Linked DNA regions of Homo sapiens: region 1 is linked to region 2. The links are chromatin contacts, found by Hi-C in ENCODE. All regions are on one chromosome and are shown on one strand. The core of a region is the stretch at or near the end of the contact, and the rest is flanking DNA. Distances in the headings are between cores, read along the strand shown. Region 1 has its middle 5.3 kb from the start of MAP1LC3BP1. Region 2 overlaps ADAMTSL1 (ADAMTS like 1).

Region 1 (4,148 bases), core at 297-2,796, 600 kb after region 2:
TGGGCCAAACAGTGAGACCATTTATCAAAAAGAAAAAAAAAAAAGAAAAATCGTAAGAGAAGAAAGACTGGATAAGCATTATCTGTATCATTACAGTGGGTTTTTAGACTTTTTTTTTTTTTTCTGGCAGAGGTGAGGGGACAAGGAGTGGCCCCATAGTTGTTTGGCAATATAAAAGCTGTAGGAAAACGTCCATGTAGAGGTTGAGTATCTCTAATCCAAAAATAAAAAATCAGAAATTCTCCAAAACCTGAAACTTTTTGAGCACCTATATAAAAATCAAAGGGAATATTCCTTGGAGCATTTTAGACTTCTGATTTTTGGAATAGGGATGCTGTATAATGCAAATATTCCAAAGTCTGATATCTGAAATCCAAGCATTTCTGGTTCCAGGCACTTTGGATAAGGGACATTCAATCAGTATATAATTTTCTGGGGGTTCAGACATCTCTAGTAGCCCATCCAGGTAAACAGCCTCTGCCCAACAGGAGACTAAGCAAGCACTCAAATCCTTTTGGTGCTGAAATTGGTTACTCAGTCTTCGGGACTGAACTTTTTTGAGGCTGTGGTCAGGGACAGTGGCTGAGGAAGTTGAGAGCTCTGCTTTTGGGGCACTGGCACGGGTGTGTGTGCCTCTCTCCCCGACAGTCTGGATTATTTGTTTCTCCTCTTGGGTGACCTCTTTTTCTGAGTCTGGCTGGGAGTTGATGCAGCCACACCTGCTCCCTTTTCCAGATTGCCCTTTGAAGACCAGAGCTCAGGGGCTAGCCTCTCCCACTCTTTTCTTTAAAGGACTTTTCATTAAAAGACATTACATTGAAAGACTGTGTTAAAGAACTATACTACAAAGGGCTGGAGTGGGCAGACCCAGGGTTCTGGCAAGTGACATCTTAGGGCTCCTCAACAAACTGGGAACTTAGATTTTTTCCTTGCAGCCTCTTTCCTGGTTTACAGTTTCACAGTTCTTAAGATGGTGTTTGGGTTTGTCATACCGTTCTGTCTACTTTTGTATAGTTGGATTTTTTCATAATAAGAACTTAAAAGATACGGTATTTGAGATTTTGTTCTCCACTGTCTCCAGAGCCGGTTCTCAGCCTCCTTTCCGGCCCCGTTTTAAGAGGGCTGGCAGCCCCTCTCTCCCAGAACTTATCTTGTCTCAAGTGGCACTTCTGTCTCTAACTGTCTCCAGCCTGGCGACACCTAGTTTACCTGGGAAGTCTTCTCTTTGGGTGTTAACTCACAAAAAGGAAGAGATCACCCTCACCTGGGTTTTTATTTATTTTATGCTTCTCATTAAAACAAAACATTTGATTCAGCTGCTTTGGCAATTGAGAGCAGAGACCAAAGTGCTATTTTTAAGATGTAACAAATAACAGTAGTTTATTTTTATATTCGGGCTAGTGATAGGAAACTGGCTGAAGGTAAGGCCAGGAGCATGAAGTAATGGAAAACATACAGTGGCGCTGATGATATTTGGGAGAGAGGGTTTCCTGTGAACAAAGAAAGCCATTAGCTACTGGGTGGGAGGGACGGAGACGCTCCTGGAGTAATACTGCCATCTTGTGGGTTTTTGAGGCATTGCTATGTGGCGCAAGCGAAGCCCTTCCCAGTTCCTAATCATCCCAGAGATCACCAATTGTCTCAAAACGCCAAGTTATGTAATCTCTTTCTGGGCCCAGGTATGTTTCCCTGCATTTTTCCAAGCATCTCTCTCCCTTCCTTTTCCTCTCCTCTCTTCCCTTAGAAATTCAGTTTTCACCCCCCACCCCGGGTGTTTTAGAGGTTGCCCAATGTGAAAGCAAATACTGTTGTTGGCTCTCGGTATTCGTGGTTCCAGGACCCCCCAACCCCCATACCAAAATCCCAGAGGCTCCAGTCTCATACATAAAATAGCATTGTATTTACATATTACCTATGCACGTCTTGTGTGCTTTAAATCATCTCTGGATTACTTATAATACCTAATACAATGTATATGCTGTGTAAACAGTTGTTAAACTGCGTTGCTTTTTATTTGTATTATTATTTATTGTTGTGTTATGATTTTTTACTGTTTCTTTTTCCCTGAATATTTTCGATCCATGTTGAATAGGTGGATGTGGAACCTGAGGTTACAAAGGGGCTGTATTTAAAACCAATTTAAGGTAGATGTGATTTAAAGGAAGTTTTGTGTTTTTGTTTGTTTATTAGATATGGGGTCTTGCTGTGTTGCCCAGGCTGGAAGGTAGGGGCTATTTACAGGCTCCATAATGGCACACTACAGCATTGACCTCCTGGCCTCAAGCGATCCTCCTGCCTCAGCCTCCTTAGTAGCTGGGCCAAAAGGCACTAGCCACCGACCAGTCTGGAGGAAGTTTTTAATCCACTGGAGTGAAATTTAACTTTTGGGATTAATAGCTCAATTTACACAAGTCAAATGTCATTATAACTCAGATCTTTTTAAAGATGAATCTAATTTAAATCAACACTCAGCAAGTGTCTGTGTGGTATTACCTATTATGCTGCCTGCAGAGGGTTATGGGGACGGATGGAGCAGCTCAGATCTGGGGAGGGGAGAAGGCCACTGACTCTGCCAAATCCCCGTAGTGGAGAGGAATCAACAGTGCTAGGGAGGCAGGAAGGAGAGAGTGGTGAGTTTTCACCAGGGAGGAGCGAGAATTCTAAGCTTTAACTGATAAACCATGAGCCACATATAATACGGAATTTCAGTCCAGTGAAATAATTGGTCGACTCCCTAGGAATATTATTGGTAGACTCCCTAGGAATTTTCTTACAAGCAAACCTTATTTGACAGCCCATCACATAAGTTATCTTTCACATAAATGGTCTCATTTACTCCTCTCAGCTATTTTGCGAGGCTGGCATTACCATTATTCCTGTTTTGGGTACGACTGGAAATGTATTTTGACCACTGCTATTGCAAGGATGTGAACCCAGGACTTTTGACTCTTAGGTTTAATTCTCTTTCCACAGAGGATTTATGGCAAATGAGTTAAAGGTTTTCATATAGGTGGGCACCAAATTGGAATTGTCAGTTTCAAAACTGTCCTATTAGTACAAATAATTGGGTAAAATACAGTTGGCCTTTCATATGCATGGGTTGTGTATCTGTGAATTCAACCAGCCTTAGATTAAAAATACTTAAAAAATTCAGTGTTGAATATGTAGAAAGTATTTTTTTTACAGCTTTTAATTGTACCTTTATTCAACTTAGTTCATTAAAAATGTACTTGTTTTAAAGATCCTGCAAATAAAGTGACCACTCACTAATGTGGGCTATAGGTCACCCCTCAGCATGTTATTTATTTTTTTTTAAAAAGCAGTATGTCTTATAGGAATCTTACTGATCACACAGTAGTTACAATAATGTCAGATGTGATGTATACATTCTAAATGAGACAGGCTGGTTAAGAATTTACATAATGTAAAAATATACATATTAAAAGTTAGCCAAGTGGACAGATGCATGCAGTGGGGAGAGCAGGTGACAGGAACTGCTTTAATGATCAGTACAGGGCCCAGATGCAAGGAATCTGGGTTTCCCCTATTATAGTAAATAGCTTTCACTAATGTATACAGGAATTCCATACACATCTAAACACACGAGGGTAAGTTGTGACTTGCTACATGTACAGTCTAAAGTGGTGTAACTGTGATCTTCCTGTGATACTCCCAAGAAAACTAAATAGTGGACCCCATGCAGGTAGTGGGAAGCACTGGTCTTTTATCACAGGTTGAACCTGAGGAGGTTTAACTCCTGACATTAGTATTTGTAAAGAGTGTATGACTCCTTTTTCTATGTTTTCTCCACAACTGACATGCATTCAGTGTGGGGGAATTCTGATGGCTATTTGACCTATCAGTGATAACTGAACTACTATTAAAAATGTGGGAACCTTTTCAATAATATTGAATTACACATTTAACATTAAAAAAAACAAAAACAAAAACATGGATCATCCATGGCTTTAAGCCAGAAGGTAGAAGGGAGTGTGTCTGAATTTTAATGCTTTTAGTTATACTATTCTGTGGTTTCTACCGCTGTCCTAAAGAATGACACTGGTACACTGCTTCTTTCCATACCAACACAGGCACTAGTTTGAACTCAGACAAAAGCTGAAACAGAAGAAGTGCCACTCTTTCTCCAG
Region 2 (4,594 bases), core at 157-2,656:
GTTCATTCCCAATTCCCACCCCCACCATCATAATTCAAAAATAAATTTTAAGGGGAAAAAATCTCATTACTGTAGGAAAAGGTTGGTTTTCCTTCTCTATATTCTAGGGTTTCTCAGCTTTGGTCTTTAGAGAGATCTAAGAGCAAACTCTAATGAAATGCTAATTGTACATTTTAAAGCAGAATACAGGTGCCCAGTAATGTTACTGGATAACAGGCATAATTTCTGTCCCACAGTAAGCGTACTTGCTCTGTCCACGTCTGGATTTAGGCTTTCAAATCTGCTGTCCTTGGAATGCCTTTGAGAAGCTCTGTGGAAACTTTAGTTCTCACTTCCATTCGTTATGCAGAGATCACATACACATCCCTCGTTTCACAGAGATCATATACACATCCCTCATTATACAGAGATCATATACACATCCCTCGTTATACAGAGATCATATACACATCCCTCATTATACAGAGATCATATACATATCCCTCGTTATACAGAGATCATATACACATCCCTCATTATACAGAGATCATATACACATCCCTCTTTTGATACACATTTCCCATTCTAGACCCTCCACCTTCATGCAATGTGAGTGCTATGGAAAATAGGGAAGCCCAAAAAGAACTGATTCAATCAAGTTATCAATTCCCAGCAGAACAGCATGTGCTCTGCCTCATCCAGGTCTAAATTGGCCTGAATCCCAGGTTGCCTAAGGAGACTGCATTGGTTTTAGGGCTCCTAAGTCCATGTGAATCTCGGAAAGGTCAGAATTGGACCCAGGAATCTGAACCAGGCCACTTCTTCCTTAAGCCATCAGAGAGTCCACTAAATGCTCCACAGGAGTCTCTGGAGTATATAAATCCAAGGCAAACTGAGAACCACACCCAAAGAAGATTAGGAGCCAAAACAAATCAATACTAGAAATGTAGGTTGCAAGACAAATAGCAGGCATTTGGACAACTCTCTGCCCTTCAGATGCCCATCACACTGATGCTGTGACGTTTCCAGTAAGGGCTGTGGATGGATTTCTGATGTTTCTTTATAGGACCTATCTATTTATGGGTCCTTGAAAAACCATTCGCTCTTTGGGCTTGGCTGCCAAAGGCCAGACATCACTTGCCAGAGCATATTCTTATCCCAGGAGCGAGCCAGCCAGATCCTTTCAGACACCTCTGTCCTTACTCCTCCTCCTGCTCCCTTGCCATGGCTCTCATCCCTACTTCAGCTCACCACTCAACTCTCCCCCGTCTTTACTTCCCTCACATTGTTTGTTATTTTCTTTCCTTTGTTGAGAAGTTTCTGGAGCCTCAAGACCCAGGAGACTAATGTGGGAATAATAAATCCAGGAAAGGTCTTTGCGTTCCCCTGGTAGCTCCACCCCCACTGCTCACCGTGGAATTCCTAGTCAGCAGCGGCTCCTTCCTGTGGCTTGCAGCTGAACCCTGTGCTGTGCCCAGTGAGGCCTCCCGGGATACGTGCTAGGAATATTAGCCATTCTTCATATCCACTGCTATGCTGTGGCTTTGGTTCAGCAGAAGAGAAATGAAATGGGATGTAGACAGGGCTGTGAGCGAAGGTTCTTTTTTTGTGTTGGGGTAAAGGGCGTTATTTCTTTTGCAGAGGCTCTCACCCAAAATCAGAGCAAAACTTAGCCTGAGTTCCTGAGGCATGCTGGCTCGGAGCTGCTGCTGGCTTTTGTTTTTCCTCCAAGCTGATCTGTGTATTTTCTAGCTTGCCTTTCCATTGGCTGGAGTGAGGGGATGAGAACAGCTATATCACTCAAGAGAAGGGAATATTCATAGAGTCCGCAGGTTTTCCTCTGAAACTGTTGTTTTCTTCTCAGAGCAGTAGCACCTTGATTATAGAGCGCTTCCTTGAAAGTCCTAAAATAATGTCCTATTTCAGACCAAATGTGAAACATCAATTTCATTCCTTACAGAATCTAATCTTGGTGTGCGTGATAGATAAGTATACACAGAGAGGGGAATTTCTGACCTAGGACTCTCCTCAAAAGTATGGTATGACCCAAGTATGATCCACATTCTAGAGTTCATTAAAAGGCCATCTCATCTGTGGATTGAAATTACTTCCTTAGCTCCAGGCAGCCTGCAGCCAGGCCTCCCTAGGGTCATCCTGGTCTTCCCTCCTGCAGGCCAGGTGGCACCTGCCAGCAGCCTGAGGGTAGAGTCAACTAGGGACTTATAAACCCAGAAAGTTGAAACTTTAAAAAAAATGCTGATGTGTTTTTAAAAGGTATATTTTATGCCAAGAGCCTACTGGCAGAGAAGGACTTATGGGAACCCTGTGTATTATCCTCATGAGGTAGGTTCAATTCTGATCAACAGTACTGTGAACTTTTAAAATTGGACTAATTTCCTAGAGCCTGCCTGCCTGCTACCCCCTAGAGGTGGCCCAGTCAATCCTGGAGAAGCATGCTGTTTAACACGGCCAAACTCTATCTTACAGTACAGTCACATTTTCATAGTTGTGTGTGCAAAGTATCAGGAGCAGGCATCTCATCTTCTTCACCTGTAAGAGAATAACCAAGTCCTAGGGTATGGGTGAAGGTAGTAACCACACAGTAACCCAATCATTTTGGAAAATGCAAGGCCTTAATCAAGTCATAAATCTGGATGGAGCTACTTTTCATGCTGAGAAATATATCAAGTTCTTCTACCAGATGCCCAGGATCATGGGAGACGTTAGCATACCCCCTGCCAACGGAAACCCAAAGCTTACGCTAGGGGTGAAGAGACATTTGGGGAATGGAAAATGGGCTTGGATAGTTTTATTTTTCCAGGAATGTCTTAAAGTTAGTTTTCTTTGGGAAAATGTACATGGGAATCATCTTGGCCCAGTTATTTGACCAGCTTATTGGGAGGTCCCAGAAATCGGAGTGAAAATTAAAGTTGCTTGTCTTCTCCCACAGCCTTCTAGGGTCCAGCTGACAAATGGAGGGAGTAACTGAGTTTTTCCAATATGAATTAATCATTCCTCTCAGCCAGCTGCTTGGTGCCAGCTCCCACTCCTTCTAAGCTCTTTAGCGACCATCTCTGCCACCCAAGAGAATGCCAAACCAGAAATGGAAGGAGCCAGAAAAGGCACTGAAATGACTTCCCTACTTTTGCTCAGTCACCCCATGGCCTTAGAGTGAGGCCCGTACACACCACATACCACGAGCAAAATGGAGATCCCTCTATAAAATTTACAGGACTGAGTGTTTTCCAGTTTTGGAAAATTAAATTAAGGAAAGGACTCCCAGACTGACTACACCAAGTGCCAAGTTTCATCCCGACACACATCATTTTTATAGTAAGTTTAACTCTGTGAAAAATAGAGGATTGTAATGAAAATGCTGACAGGCCTGGAGCCAGCTCATGAAGTAATAATGCCACATCTTTCATACTTTTACACAGCATGTCCTAATCAGCCACAGCTTTCTTTTCCTTTAGAAAGCAGTTAAATACGTGAAAATTCCCAGAGTACTACTTTTTCTCCTCCTCTTTTAGATTGTATATTCTTATTTTCAGAGCATTCTTCCCCGTGAACTGGGTTCAGTCCATTTACAGCTTTTACTCTGTGCAATCTGTTTATCAAGCTCAGGTGCCTTTTTCTGAGCTGTTTGGCTGGAGAGGGGGAAGAGGAGAAAAAACGTGCACTCAGAATTCTTGCTTCTGCTTATTAAGGCTAGGAACACATCAAAATGAACTTTGGCTGTGTGGCTCACTCAAAGTGACTGGCAGCTAATGAATGCCTGAGCTGGCTTGATCTATCCTACAAGGAAGCCCACAAATTAAGCCACTGGCCAAAAATCTTGGTGATTTTCAGACCTTTGAATCAACAAAAAATCCACTATATAATGACCCTTGTATTGTGAATTCAGAGCTTCTTTAGAGACAGGTGCCACAAAGGCAACCTTATGCTACCAGTATTAAAGTTAGCATCTTCTGCTGAGGGTGCGAGGAAGTGAAGCCAGAGATGCCAGGGCTCCCAGTTTTCTTCCCCCATGTCCTCATCTGTCCAACTCAGGCTGTTTCCCTGAGTCAGGCTGTTTAGTCACAGAAGCCAATGTAAAATCAAGAGACAAACATGCAGAAAGTCAGTGAAGTCAATGGGAAAAAGCAAGGATGTCAATTGGTGGCACATTATAGGTTACATCTGGACTGATGCCCTGTCCTTGCTGGAGGCCATTGATTCTGTCATAGTTGGAGCAAATAATGAGGGGAACCCCCTGGTCTTTAGTGTTTCCTTTTCCCTATTTCATGTCAGTACTTAGGGATGTTAGACCCATTCAGAGAGATGTCTTTTCTGGTGTTTAAGATTAAAAAAAAATCAATCACACATTTTTTTTCTCCTATTATAACTTTGAATATTTTGTTATATTTTTCCAGTCTCTTTTTTTAATTATACTTGAAGTTCTAGGGTACATGTGCACAACGTGCAGATTTGTTACATATGTACACATGTGCCATGTTGGTGTGCTGCACCCATTAACTCGTCATTTAACATTAGGTATATCTCCTAATGCTATCCCTCCCCGCTCCCCCCACCCCACAATAGGCCCCGGTGTGTGATGTTCCCCTTCCTGTGTCCA

What was found. A loop is a pair of places that touch in the nucleus more often than their neighbours do. Pooled maps may share reads with other maps.
Region 1: a map of tibial artery shows a loop between it and region 2 (6-fold over the local background). The contact joins two enhancer-like sites. A Hi-C loop is called at or near these places in 1 of 168 maps with a recorded cell type or tissue (tibial artery), 1 of 37 single-sample maps with no recorded cell type and 3 of 50 pooled maps.

Annotation. Positions count from the first base shown.
Region 1 is chr9:19,456,050-19,460,197 of GRCh38, forward strand. No RefSeq gene overlaps it. Among named protein-coding and RNA genes, the nearest start is that of MAP1LC3BP1, 5.3 kb to the right of the region's middle. RefSeq lists enhancers at 1,192-1,787, 1,382-1,676, 1,691-1,830. Within about 2 kb of position 1,547, at least 6 of the 41 ENCODE cell types and tissues checked have a DNase peak (open chromatin) inside an H3K27ac peak, as active enhancers do; they include tibial artery, where a contact is called at or near this core.
Region 2 is chr9:18,860,650-18,865,243 of GRCh38, forward strand. All of the region lies in intron 23 of ADAMTSL1 (ADAMTS like 1), which reads left to right. Among named protein-coding and RNA genes, the nearest start is that of SAXO1, 170 kb to the right of the region's middle. Within about 2 kb of position 1,407, at least 7 of the 41 ENCODE cell types and tissues checked have a DNase peak (open chromatin) inside an H3K27ac peak, as active enhancers do; they include tibial artery, where a contact is called at or near this core.